2 separate regions of the Homo sapiens genome follow, and region 2 is linked to region 1. Evidence: chromatin contacts called from ENCODE Hi-C or POLR2A ChIA-PET data. All regions are on one chromosome and are shown on one strand. Each heading gives the region's core, a stretch centred on a gene start or an enhancer-like site at or near the end of the contact. The rest is flanking DNA. Distances are from core to core; before and after follow the strand shown.

What was found. Hi-C counts contacts between places; a loop is a spot of excess contacts on that map. ChIA-PET counts read pairs that join two places held with the same protein, here RNA polymerase II (POLR2A).
Region 2: a loop to region 1 is called in a map of Caco-2, with 14 times the contacts of the local background. The contact joins two enhancer-like sites. A Hi-C loop is called at or near these places in 2 of 168 maps with a recorded cell type or tissue (Caco-2 and PC-3). POLR2A ChIA-PET finds 5 or more read pairs at or near these places in 3 of 52 experiments (H1, OCI-LY7 and activated T-cell).

What each region holds. Positions count from the first base shown.
Region 1 is chr1:114,029,571-114,035,711 of GRCh38, forward strand. No RefSeq gene overlaps it. Among named protein-coding and RNA genes, the nearest start is that of OLFML3, 53 kb to the left of the region's middle. RefSeq lists enhancers at 1,051-1,634, 2,219-2,802 and a silencer at 5,457-5,751. Within about 2 kb of position 3,786, at least 3 of the 41 ENCODE cell types and tissues checked have a DNase peak (open chromatin) inside an H3K27ac peak, as active enhancers do.
Region 2 is chr1:114,105,889-114,112,110 of GRCh38, forward strand. The region is part of intron 3 of SYT6 (synaptotagmin 6); the gene reads right to left. Among named protein-coding and RNA genes, the nearest start is that of SYT6, 45 kb to the right of the region's middle. RefSeq lists an enhancer at 3,345-3,394. Within about 2 kb of position 2,908, at least 2 of the 41 ENCODE cell types and tissues checked have a DNase peak (open chromatin) inside an H3K27ac peak, as active enhancers do.

The sequences.
Region 1 (6,141 bases), core at 2,536-5,035:
TGAAAGTATTGAAATCAGCTGATCCTAAGCCTGCTAACTCTGCCTCACTTGTTCTGTCATGTGGCGCCCACACTGGCTCTCCCTAACTCATCACTCCCTTTTCATTACATACAGCCAAAATGCAAGGCTGTGTGGTCGGAGTTCTTACACAAGAGCCGGACCATGCCCTGTAACCTTTTTGTCCAAACAACTTGACCTTACTGTTTTAGGCTGGCCATCATGTCTCCACGTGGTGGCTGACACCGCCATAATACTTTTAGAGGCCCTCAAAATCACAAACTGTGCTCAACTCACTCTCTACAGTTCTCATAACTTCCAAAATCGATTTTCTTCCTCAAACCTGATGCATATACTTTCTGCCCCACTCCACTACCTCTCAGCAAGCCAAACTCATTACCTTAACTCGAGCCCTCACTCTTGCAAAAGGACTACGCGTCAATATTTATACTGACTCTAAATATGCCTTCCATATCCTGCACCACCATGCTGTTTTATGGGCTGAAAGAGGTTTCCTCACTACACAAGGGTCCTCCATCATTAATGCCTCTTTAATAAAAACTCTTCTCAAGGCCACTTTACTTCCAAAGGAAGCTGGAGTCATTCACTGCAAGGGCCATCAAAAGGCATCAGATCCCATTGCTCAGGGCAACACTTATGCTGATAAGGTAGCTAAAGAAGCAACTAGTGTTCCAACTCCTTTCCCTCACGGCCACTTTTTCTCCTTCTCATCGGTCACTCCCACCTACTCCCCCACTGAAACTTCCACCTATCAGTCTCTTCCCAAACAAGGCAAATGGTTCTTAGACCAAAGAAACTATCTTCTTCCAGCCTCACAGGCCCATTCTATTCTGTCATCATTTCATAACCTCTTCCATATGGATTACAAGCTGCTAGCCCATCTCTTAGAACCTCTCATTTCCTTTCCATTGTGGAAATCTATCCTCAAGAAAATCACTTCTCAGTGTTCCATCTGCTATGCTACTGCTCCTCAGGGATTATTCAGGCCCTGTGACCTCCCTTCCCTACACATCGAGCTCAGGGATTTGCCCCTGCCCAGGACTGGCAAATTAATTTTACTTACATCCCCCGAGTCAGGAAACTAAAATACCTCTTGGTCTAGGTAGACACTTTCACTGGATAGGTAGAGGCCTTTCCCACAGGGTCTGAGAAGGCCACCACGATCATTTCTTCCCTTCTGTCAGACATAATTCCTCAGTTTGGCTTTCCCACCTCTATACAGTCTAATAATGGACAGGCCTTTACTAGTCAGATCACCCAAGCAGTTTCTCAGGCTCTTGGTATTCAGTGGAACCTTCATACCCCTTACCGTCCTCAATCATCAGGAAAAGTAGAACTGACTAATGGTCTTTTCAAAACACACCTCACCAAGCTCAGCCTCCAACTTAAAAAGGACTGGACAGTACTTTTACCACTTGCCCTTCTCAGAATTCGGATTGCTACAGGGTACAGCCCATTTGCGCTCCTGTATGGATGCTCCTTTTTATTAGGCCCCAGTCTCATTCCAGACACCAGCCCAACTTGAACTGCACCCCAAAAACTTGTCATCCCTACTGTCTTCTGTCTAGTCATACTCCTATTCGCCATTCTCATCTACCCATAAATGCCCTGCTCTTGTTTACATTGCCGGTTTACACTTTTCCTTCGAACCAGCATAACTGATATCTCCTGGTTTTACCTCAAACCGCCACCCTTAAGTCTCTCTTAAAGTGGATAGATAATCTTTGCTGACAGGGTACGCTCCAATACTTTCACCCTGATGAAGCCCTATTCTTTACTTTTATACTCACTCTTATTCTCATTCTCATTCTTATGCCACTCTCTACCTCTCTCCCCAGCTATCTCCACCACACTATCAATCTCTCTCACTCTCTCCTAGCCGTTTCTAATCCTTCTTTAACAAACAATTGCTGGCTTTGCATTTCTCTTTCCTCCAAAATCGCTGAGGCCTCAACTTACACACTGAAAAAAAAAAAGACTCTGTATATTTTTAAATGAAAAGTGTTGTTTTTACCTAAATCAGTCTGACTTGGTTTGTGACAACATAAAAAAACTCAAGGATAGAGCCTAAACTTGGGACCAAGCAAGTAATTACGCTGAACCCCCTTAGGCACTCTCTAATGTCCTGGATGTCTGGATGTCCTGGGCCCTCCCAATTCTTAGTCCTTTAATATCTGTTTTTCTACTTCTTTTATTCGGGTCTTGTGTCTTCCGTTTAGTTTCTTAATTCATCCAAAACCGTATCCAGGTCATTACCAATCATTCTATACGAAAAATGTTTCTTCTAACAACCTCACAATGTCACCCCTTACCACAAAATCTTCCTTCAGCTTAATCTCTCCTACTCTAGCTTCCCACGCCACCCCTAATCCCGCTCGAAGCAGCCCTGAGAAACACCGTCCATTATCTCTCCACACCACCCCCCAAAATTTTCACTGCCCCAACACTCACCACTATTTCATTTTATTTTTCTTATTAATATAAGAAGACAGGAATATCAGGTCTCTGAGCCCAAGCTAAGCCATCATATCCCCTGTGACCTGCATGTATACATCCAGATGGCCTGAAGCAAGTGAAGAATCACAAAAGAAGTGAAAATGGCCTGTTCCTGCCTTAACTGATGACATTACCTTGTGAAATTCCTTCTCCTGGCTGATCCTGGCTCAAAAGCTCCCCCACTGAGCACCTTGTGACCCCCACCCCTGCCCACCAGAGGACAACCCTCTTTGGCTGTAATTTTCCACTACCTACCCAAATCCTATAAAACAGCCCCACCCCTATCTCCTTTCACTGACTCTCTTTTTGGACTTAGCCCACCTGCACCCAGGGGAAATAAACAGCCTTGTTGCTCACACAAAGCCTGTTTGGTGGTCTCTTCACACGGACGTGTGTGACAAGGAACACCCTCCTTGAGCACAGGGGGAGGGTGAATATCAGAACTGAATCTGACTTCTGACAACATAGGAGCTGAAGGGACCTTGGATGTTGGGTAAGCAGTTCCCACTGTCTGTCACAAGCCCTAATAAAATACAAGTAAGAGAAAAGAACAAAACTGGGGCAATCTAATCAAGAAAGGCTTTCTGGAATGCATGAGGCCCCAGCGAGATCTAAAATTCCTAGATGGACTTGGTGTTGTGGAAGCAAGACAGCAGTCGGGCAAAGGAGAGACAGGAAGCAAATGAATTCTACCTTGCCAACAATGGGAAACAGACATACTTAATGTGAGTAGAGAGGTAGCCTTGGCCAGGAAAGTTTGTTTGAAGATCCTGGTCTGTCTTGACTTTAAATCACTTGCCTTTGGAATGGAAGAGAACAGACATCTCATCAAATGAACCAATCTGAATGCAAGGAGCACCCGAATCCATCCCCACTCAGGAATCCTGGTTACAGATGCTAAAAGATGTCTTTGACAGTGAACAGTGGGTCATAAGATCTATTTCTGCCTCCTGTCTGTGACTCACTGGATGACTCAAGGTGAATCTCTCCCCATTTCTGAGTATCTGGCCCCCATCCATGAAGAACAGAAGATCACATCAGTATTTCCCTTCGGCAAGGTTGGCCCCCGCTGCAGCAACTGTGCAAAGACCACCAGACTGCCCTCTCTGCCAGCTTACTCTTCAGCCTTTCTGGCTCTTTCTCCCACTTCCACATCCCTGCTTCATTTTTCTTTTTCTCCTTTTGCAAATAGCATTGCTCCAAAGCAACCCAGGCACGTGTCTTGGGGACAGCGCTGCGAGCTACCCCTGAGCTGTGGGGAGCAGGCCCAAGATTGTTTGCTATTAGCAACTCCTGTTTGCAGGATAAATAAAGCGAACCTGAGTGCAGGCTCCTGTGGGCTGGGACATTTTCATTCTGCAGCAGGTCAGCTTCCATTCCACTAGGGGGCTTTGAATGTTAATAGGCATTTCTTTCCAGGTACCCTTCTCCTTTCTCTACAGTGCACCAGTCCCTGTGGGACCTTCCATTGGCATCCTACGGAGAGATTATTACTCTTTTCATTGTTTTCCTTACAAATTAGTTTCTGGATTTAATGGCTTTGGTTGCTGAGCAGATTTTGGAAATTGGGGCAGATGGTGGGGTGGGGTGATCTGCAGAGCCCATTATGGGCACTGGGTTATTGACTGCTTGGGATTTAAGGTGGAATTAACGCTTTCCTGTTTCTTGGGGAATTTTGCGATGGGGTTGGACCTTCTTTTCCCTTAGAAGGAATTGTGTTTGTTGTTATTGCATGTTTAAGAAGCTTCTAGAAATTGTAGCTCTGGAATACAATAGGTAGAGAATGCAGGTTTTTAATGGGATGTGGGGGAGTGTTGCTCAGTTGTGGGAAGATTTGTAATAATGGTTGGGACTGGGGATAGAGCGTTACCTGAGGACGGTTTTATTAATGCCACAAAGCATAAAGTTTAAAAAAAAAGAAAAAAGAAAATCCAGGGGTGTCTTACTGTCAGAAGCTTTGGAACCATGTTGAATAGGTGCTGGGTAAAATGAGACTGAGACCTGCTGGGCTGCATTCCCAGGAGGTTAGGGATTCGCAGTCACAGGGTGTTTACAGTTAAGGGAACAGGTTAATAATGTTTACCAAACAGACCCAGGACTTAACAGACCCAAGAAATGTCTTGATGTCCTGCTATCTTAAGCACAAAAGCATTCTTTGTTTAGTAATAAATTTTGCTTTAAAGATAGTAATATAGATTCTTGCAAAAGTCAGTAGTTACACAAGGATTAACAATCCTTTGTCATGAGCCCTTGTAATAGACCACATCCTTTTCATGATTTTTTGCCTTGTTATCTCATATATAAACATGCATTGCACCTAATAAGGTGGGCGCCTTACTCCTCTTGCTTTCAGAAATGCCCTGCTCAGTCCATGGAGCAACCATTCTTTCATTCCTTTACTTTCTTAATAAACTTGCTTTCACTTTACTCTGTGGACTCACCTGGAATTCCTTCTTGTGCAAGATCTAAGAACCCTCTTTCGGGGTCTGGATTGGGACCCCTCTTTCATAACACTGGTGCTAGGAATGTGAGCACAAGTGCATGCCGGAGGAGTGGACAAAGGTGAGAACCACTGTTCCAGGAGGACAGGGTGGGATGAGATGGGCACCCTAGGAGGTAACGGGGTCTGTGAAAAATTGGTGGGAGCTGGTAATCTGAGTGATTCATCTTTGAGTTTAGGATGGGTTAGTCATCTCTACAGTGGGCTGGGACCAAGAGGTGCCCATCCAGCTAGAAACTGCTGCTGAGTGGGAGTTCCCACAAGGGTTTGGAGCTTCGAAATAGGAAGATGGAAGTGAACAGCGAAATGAGCAGCAAGAAAAACAGCTATCATTAAAAGAGGAATTTGGGGATCAGAGAAATTATGCCAAGGAGATGGTACCATTAATCTCCCAATTCAGATGGAAGCCTTTGTAGTTAACGGGGAGACGCCTTGTAATAAAAACCAGGTCAGAACGTAGGCAAAAGGTTCTTTAGCATAATAAGGCCAGGATAATTACTTCCTTAAGAGTAGGGTCAAAGCTGTGTTAATGGGAAGAATATGCATGCATTACATATGCTAGACTGAGGTCTTTGTAAGAAAATGAATTGCAAAGGGGTATTTTCTTTTAGGTCATTCAGGGAAAGAAGACTGCAGCATTTGCTCATGGAGAGGAGCTGAAATGGAGGTGAAAAATCCACTATTTCTGCTCATCATCCCTCCCCACATGCGTAGTTCTCAGCTGATTAGCAGAGCCTTGGATGGAGGAAGACCATACTGACACCCGCCTGAGGAAATGGCAGGACCAAGAGGAGAGTGGGCTTAGGTTTTCCTCATCCTATAGGAGAGGAAGAATATCCTGACTGAGGAAGGACTTACAGTGGGGACTGTGAAGGGGATGGAGTGGGATGAGGAAGGGAATTAGAGAATGGGGAACATTCTGCCCGAGGCGTTGCCTTCTCTTATGTACAGATAATGGTAGCTCTCCTTTATTTGAGGAGCTACTCTGTTCTAAGCTCTTTTACCTGGATGGTCTTGTTTAATCCTCACAGTAATACTAAGAAAAGACACTATTATTTTCTATTTCCATTTCATAGATGAGCAACCAAAGGATTAAAACAGGCGTGTGCAATCATTTGGCGTCCCTG
Region 2 (6,222 bases), core at 1,658-4,157, 75 kb after region 1:
TCCATTCGTATTTACAGAGTGCCTGCCAGAGGCACCATGCTTTGTGGAGAGTATGCAGTCCCCACCCTCGACATGCAGATGGTCTAGCGGGGCGTAACCAGTTAAAAGAAGGTGCTGGAGTCCCCATCTCACTCAGGTGCATCTCCTGGCTCCCTAGTCCCCTAGTCAAGAGAGAGACACATAGCAAGTGCCCTGTGCCCTGGCATGGGTCCTGCGGCAGGGGGCAGATCAGCATCACATCTGGCTAAATATTCCATGTCTCACATAGGCACTGAGGTGTAAAGAGAAGCCCCTTTATTTCCCTTAATAACCCTTCAAGCCCCAAGTTACTGAAACTCTTTAGATTCAGTGAGCACAGTACTAGGAACCAACCCATTGCACATGGACTGTGTGCCAGGCCTCTGCTAAGTACTTTGCTAGATTATCTCGGTGAGTCTTACCTCAGCCCTGCGAGGTAGGTGCTCTCTCTCTCATCATCCCTATTGCACACAGGAGAAAATTAGTGTTTGGTGAAGTTAAATAACTGGCCCAAGGCTGTGTGACTAGTGAGTGCTTTGGTGCCAGATTTTCATATATCCTTGCCACTGCTCAAACCCCTTCAGTGGTTCCCCTTGTTTGGCTTCTGGGATCAAGGCTCATCTTCTTAGCTTGCACTTGGGGCTTTCAGCAACTGGGCCCTGTCCTACCTCCTCACCTGCTGCTCTCTCCCTTCTCTGTGCCAACCCTCTGCTCCACATGGCTGGTATATTGTTGGTCCTTCTTGTCAAAATGCCTCCCCTTCTCCTCTTTGCTTGGATACTCCTATACCTACATCATGCCCCCACACCACACCCCCATGGACCCTTGCCCAGGGTCCAGCCCACAGTAAGCATCTCTCCCGAACACCCCTGCAGGGCTTCCTGTCCTCGAACAGCTCACAGGAGTCACCAAGTCCCCTTTGCCCTGCAGCTGTGCCCCCCAGCATCTAGTGACGAGAGCCCCTTTTGGGACAGGGTCCTTGCCTTGCACCTGCTTGTGCTTCAGCATGCCCAGCAGGACACAAAAGCAGCTACAGAAATGCTTGCAGAAAGGGGTGCTCACATTTTAGTAAAAGAACTCTGGAAGGAGTGGTTCTTCACGCAGTGTTATGATCAAGTTAGGGCCCTGGGAAGAACTCTGGAAGCTCCTGTGGCCCCTCTGAGAGGGAGCAAACAAAAGGCCACTGTCACCATTTCCCCACCACCAAGTCCTACAGATGCGGAGTTGCCTGCGCTTTCACAGGCTGTCTCTTTTGGGGGAGTCTGAGTTGATTTGTTATGGACCTGGGAGGCTTGCCTGGGGATATGAGGGGTCCCTCGGGGTAAACAGCATTGCCCCAGGCTCTATGAACTGCTGTCAGGATGGCTCCCTCCAGGGGAGCAGTGACCCGCAGACCTCCCTGGTTTTTGCAGGACCCCTGCTCTTTCTCATAGGACCGTGGCAGCTGGCGACATGCAGGTGCTGAGTCTGCAGTGTGGTGTGGCCCGTGCACCCAAAAATGAACTGCACCCTCCATCCATGGGCGCAGCCAGGTGAAAGGACTGGCTCAAGATCCCACTATGACCTGGAGGCAGGGAGGAAACCAGGGCCAGAAGACAAAAGCCTGGCTCCAGGCTTCGCACGGGGGAGTGGCTGGCCCTCACTGTGCCTGGTGGCAAGTCAGCAGCTCTTGGTTCACTGTTCCCCTGCACACACAAGCAGCGGAGGACTGGATTATTTAATAAAGGAAATTAAACAGGTTAATTTTGAGTAAATAAGAGATGAGAGCTAAACAGAGAGGGTCAGCATCTCCTGGTAGTCACTCTCTCTCTCTGGAAAGCCAGGCCCCAGCTCGGCCCTCACCAGGTCCTCTCTCTGCACTACCCTCTCTCAGGCGGTTTCAGTCAGATCCCACATGGCTTACCAGCCTTTTATCCTCATTAGAGGTGTTTGAGACTTTGGACTTCAATAAAACAAGGGGTGACCAGGGGCTTCAGAACAGCTAGCACATTATTGCTTTCATCTTCACCTGCTGTCAGGAGAGGCTGCCTTAGGGCCCCTGACTGGTAATGAGCTCTCTGGTGCAGGAGAGGTCACTGCTGTCCAGAAAGCAGCAGAAACCAGCGTAGCCCTCTAGACTTCTAACCTAGGAGCTGATAGGGTAGATCTGAGCTCAGTAGCAGCTGGCTGAAAGTCTTGGCTAGTGCTTGCAGGAGGTGGACCTGCTGGCAGGGGAGGGGAAGCCAGGATGTTGGCTTCTGGAGAAATCTGTCCTTTAGTGCAACTTGTCCACCTGATGTCGCTGCCCATATTAGTAGCATTCTCCTTGGCTGCAGTGCACAGGGCATCTGGAGAGTAAGATTCTTAAAGGCTCACCTATCTATAGCACAACACTGTGCTCCCTGGCTTCCCAGAGGCCCATCTGCAACAACTGATTAAAGCACTTCTCTCTACTTGATGCAGTCACATAGTCCTGGGCATAGAAAAAGAGATCCTATTTGTGGGCTGCCCATGAAAGAGCAGTGAACCATGAATCAGGAGACCTGGACTTTAGACCCTCTACCCCCAGTTAGCTGTGAGACCTTGAGCAAATCATTTCCCATCTCTGGTCCTTGGGCTATAAAATGAAGGGGTTGTTCTAGATGAGATGCTCTATCCTCAAGGTCCCTGTCAGCCATGAGAACCCAAGATTCCAACTGGAAAATCTATCAGCCATCACCAACTGAGACGACCCAAGGATGCTTAAGTGGTGTCTATCGCCTGCCTCAGGGAATCTAGCAATTTCGTTTTGAAATCCAAATGCTCCCATTTTTTAAGTTCCCATTGCCCCTCAAATGTTTTGTTCTTCTCCAAGGCCAGTCATGTTTCCTCCTGAATAAGCAGCGAGTGGCGTCAGTGCCTGTGAGTCCATCTTGGGAATGCAGGCTAAGCAAAGCAAGAACAATGCTTCCCCATTTCTTACAGAGCACTTCTAGTCTCTTAGTCATTAAGTGGCTTGTCTGAATCTCTCATCATCAGCAGAGAAGCATCCGCTATACTTTCAGGAAAGCCATAGGAGACCTAAAAAGATCTCAGAAGCACTGGGCAGGAAGTGCTGTTAAGTTCCCCAGGGGTTGTGGGAGGGTAGGGGGGCTGGAAGAGAGATGAGGTAGAAGCCAGTTGGACTCCAATGGCTAAAGAAACCCCGCATTGTAGGCCTGGGGCTCTGTGTTGGGGGTACAGAGATGAGTCAGATGTGGAAGCCAGATACCTGGAGCTGAGCCAGCCCCTGTGATATCTCCTCCCATAGCAACACAGGCCTCCTCTTCATAGCACACACTACAACTCTAACTTTTATGTTGATCTGGGGACTACATGATGAATGCCTGTGTTTCTCACCAGATTGTATGCTCTTTGAAGGCACGAATGGGGTCTGGTTTTATTCATCCTTATACCTCTCATGTGTAGCCCAGTGCCTGATGTGTAGTAAGTGCTCAGCAAATACTGGCTAATGAACAAATGGTTGAGAATGTGGATTTGGGGTCAGGCAGATCCAGCTTCCAGCTCTTAAGACTATGAAAGCTTAAGTACTCCTAAGAGAGTAGTATGGCTTACTTAACCTTTCATAATCTTGGCTTCCTAACCTGTACACTGTACAGTGGGATGAATATAGGACCCACCTCTTAGGGTTGCCGCAGAGATTAAATGAGGTAATTTGTGCAAAGTGCTTACTTAGCACAGTGGCTGGCACAGAGTAGGTGCTTAGTAAGTATTGGCAACTATTATAATTATTACTACTGTTATAAAGAGCTCACGGTCTTGGAACAGGGGCAGGGAAAGGCATGTCAGTAGGTAGTACTGTTTGGTTTGGTCGGTGCAGTAATAGAGGTGTGGACAAGACGTGGGCATGCAGAGCAAGGAAGAAGGAATTCAGCCCCAGATTTCAAGCTAGGCTTCCCAAAGAGGGTGATATTTGATAGGATCTAGACAGGTCAGTAAAAGTAGATTTCTAGCAGAAAAAAGTAAGCAAGCGCTTTTGCTTTTTTTCTCTGGAGAGGGATCAACAGTGCCTAAAGACACAGAAGGGGCAGGGAGTGTTCGGGGCGCATGAGAGGTTCCCTGTGGCTGACAGCATGGTGATGACAGGGGCGGAGAGCTCCCAGATGAGGCTAGAAACAGGGCCCCAGGCAAGGGCCAGCCTTGCCTGCCTCTTAGCCCATACTTGGGAGTTTGTCCTTGATTCTGCAGACAATGGGAGACTGGCTCTACCCCTGCCCTTCCTGCTTTACTTCCTACTCAGTCCACTGTGTCACCTTCAACCCAGACACCCACACCAGAGACCATTTTCATGTGTGTCATTCATTTGTCACACACCCACTAAATGTTGGAGGATCTGGAGAGATAGTAATGATAAGACAAAGTCCCAGCCCTCCAGGAACTTGTATTCTAAGGGAGGAAGACAAAAGTACACTAAGCAAGATGGTACCCAAGGGCAGCGAGGGAGCCAGGGACCTGACCAAGGGTAGTGAGTGGGTGTGCGGCCGCTTTATTCATAGTGGTCCTGAAAGATGGGGAGGAGCAGCCAAGAATGGAAGGAGAGCTCTCAGCAGAGGCTAGCAAAGAGTGCTGTGGGTCTGGCTGGGGGAAGCGGATGGTGGCTATGATACCAGAGTAAGCAAAGGGTAAGAGGGAGGTTAAGGGAGGACTTGCAAGTGCTTGGATTTTGCTTCCTATGAAAAGCAGAGCCCTTTGAGGACTTGCAGCAGTTTGGGACTTCAGCAGCTTGTAAAGAATGGGTGGCAGGGGCCGGGAGAAAGTGAGCATGAGTTCAGATGCTACGGCCTCCACAGCTACTCAGTTCCCAAGCTGCACAGCTTCTCCCTTCTGAGTGTCCCCAAACTCTGAGGCCCTCTCCTCCCATCCTCGCTGCACTACCTCAGCTCTGGCCTGCACCATCTCTGCCAGATCCTTGCAGTTTTCTAACTCCCCCTGCCCACTCCCTCCAATCCATCCTCCTTGCTGTAACCAGGTGGTTGGTCTCCTGCTCAGAATTCTTCAGTGGCTTCTCATTTCACACTTGTTTTGTAGTTGGAAAGCCTCTTCTTCAAATGAAGTATCATCCAAAAGCCCAATCATATACAGCAGCTGAAGAGTGGCTCAGAAACAGGGCATCCAGAGTACCTTCAACACCTCGGGCTCCCTCCTTGGAACTTTTAGGAGTCGGCATGAAAAATCACTAATCCACAGAATCACATGGCATTCAAGCTTCTTCACCGGGTGGCCCTCGCCTTTCTAGCCAGCCTCACCTTCCACTGTTCTGCCCCAGGTGCCGTACACTCCAGCCATAATAACCATAACATTGAGTGTTTACTATGTGCTGTCCTGCCCTAAGTGCTTATACGTATGATGTCATATAATCTTCACAAAAGCCTTGGGAGATGGCTACTACTATTATCACCACTTTTTACCTGGGGACACTGAAGTACGGAGAGGTTATGCAAGTGGCCCAAGGGCACACAGCTACTAAATGGCACAGCCAGGATGTGGACGGAAGCTTGAGAGCCCCCACTTTCAGCCATGACACCATCCTGCCTCTTGATGACACCTCCTCACTAAATGCTCCAAGATCTTTCCCACCTTCATGACTTCATCTTGTTCTTTCTACCACCTGAAATAACCTCTCCATCCCTCTGACCATCCTGGACAACTCTGATCTTTCCAGGCCAGCTGTCCTGTCACCCCCTCTTGGGTCACCTCCTCTGACTCCCTTGGTCTGGCCTGGGGTTGTGCTCCCATTGCCCTTGGGTGGTAAAGGCCAAGGGAGAAATCTTACAACTGCCCCAAGGCAAAGTCAGGACTTCCGAGAGGAACCCGGCAGGATGTGCTAAACTGCCGGGTGAGGGGCTGCAGGAGGAGAGTGGAGACTGACGCTCTGCCCGCCCCACGTTCCCACAGCTGGCTCAGCTCTCGCCTGGGAGAGAGGAGCTGTGGGAGTGGGCACTCCTTCCTAGGGTGCCGAGAGGGGGCCCCTGCTGTGAACACCGGCCTGGGTGACGTGAGTTGATTCCCTGCTCCGCCTCAGGCCCGGGCTCCTAGGGCTTCAGCAAGAATGCTGGGGGTGTCTGGGGTGGAAGGGTGGGATGTGTCTGTTGTGACGCTCGGGGCTTCCTGCTGGGTGCTGGGGCAGGTTCTGTTTGTTCTGAGTTCCATGCCTGCTTTTACTCTCAAGTGCTTCTCTGCCCCAAG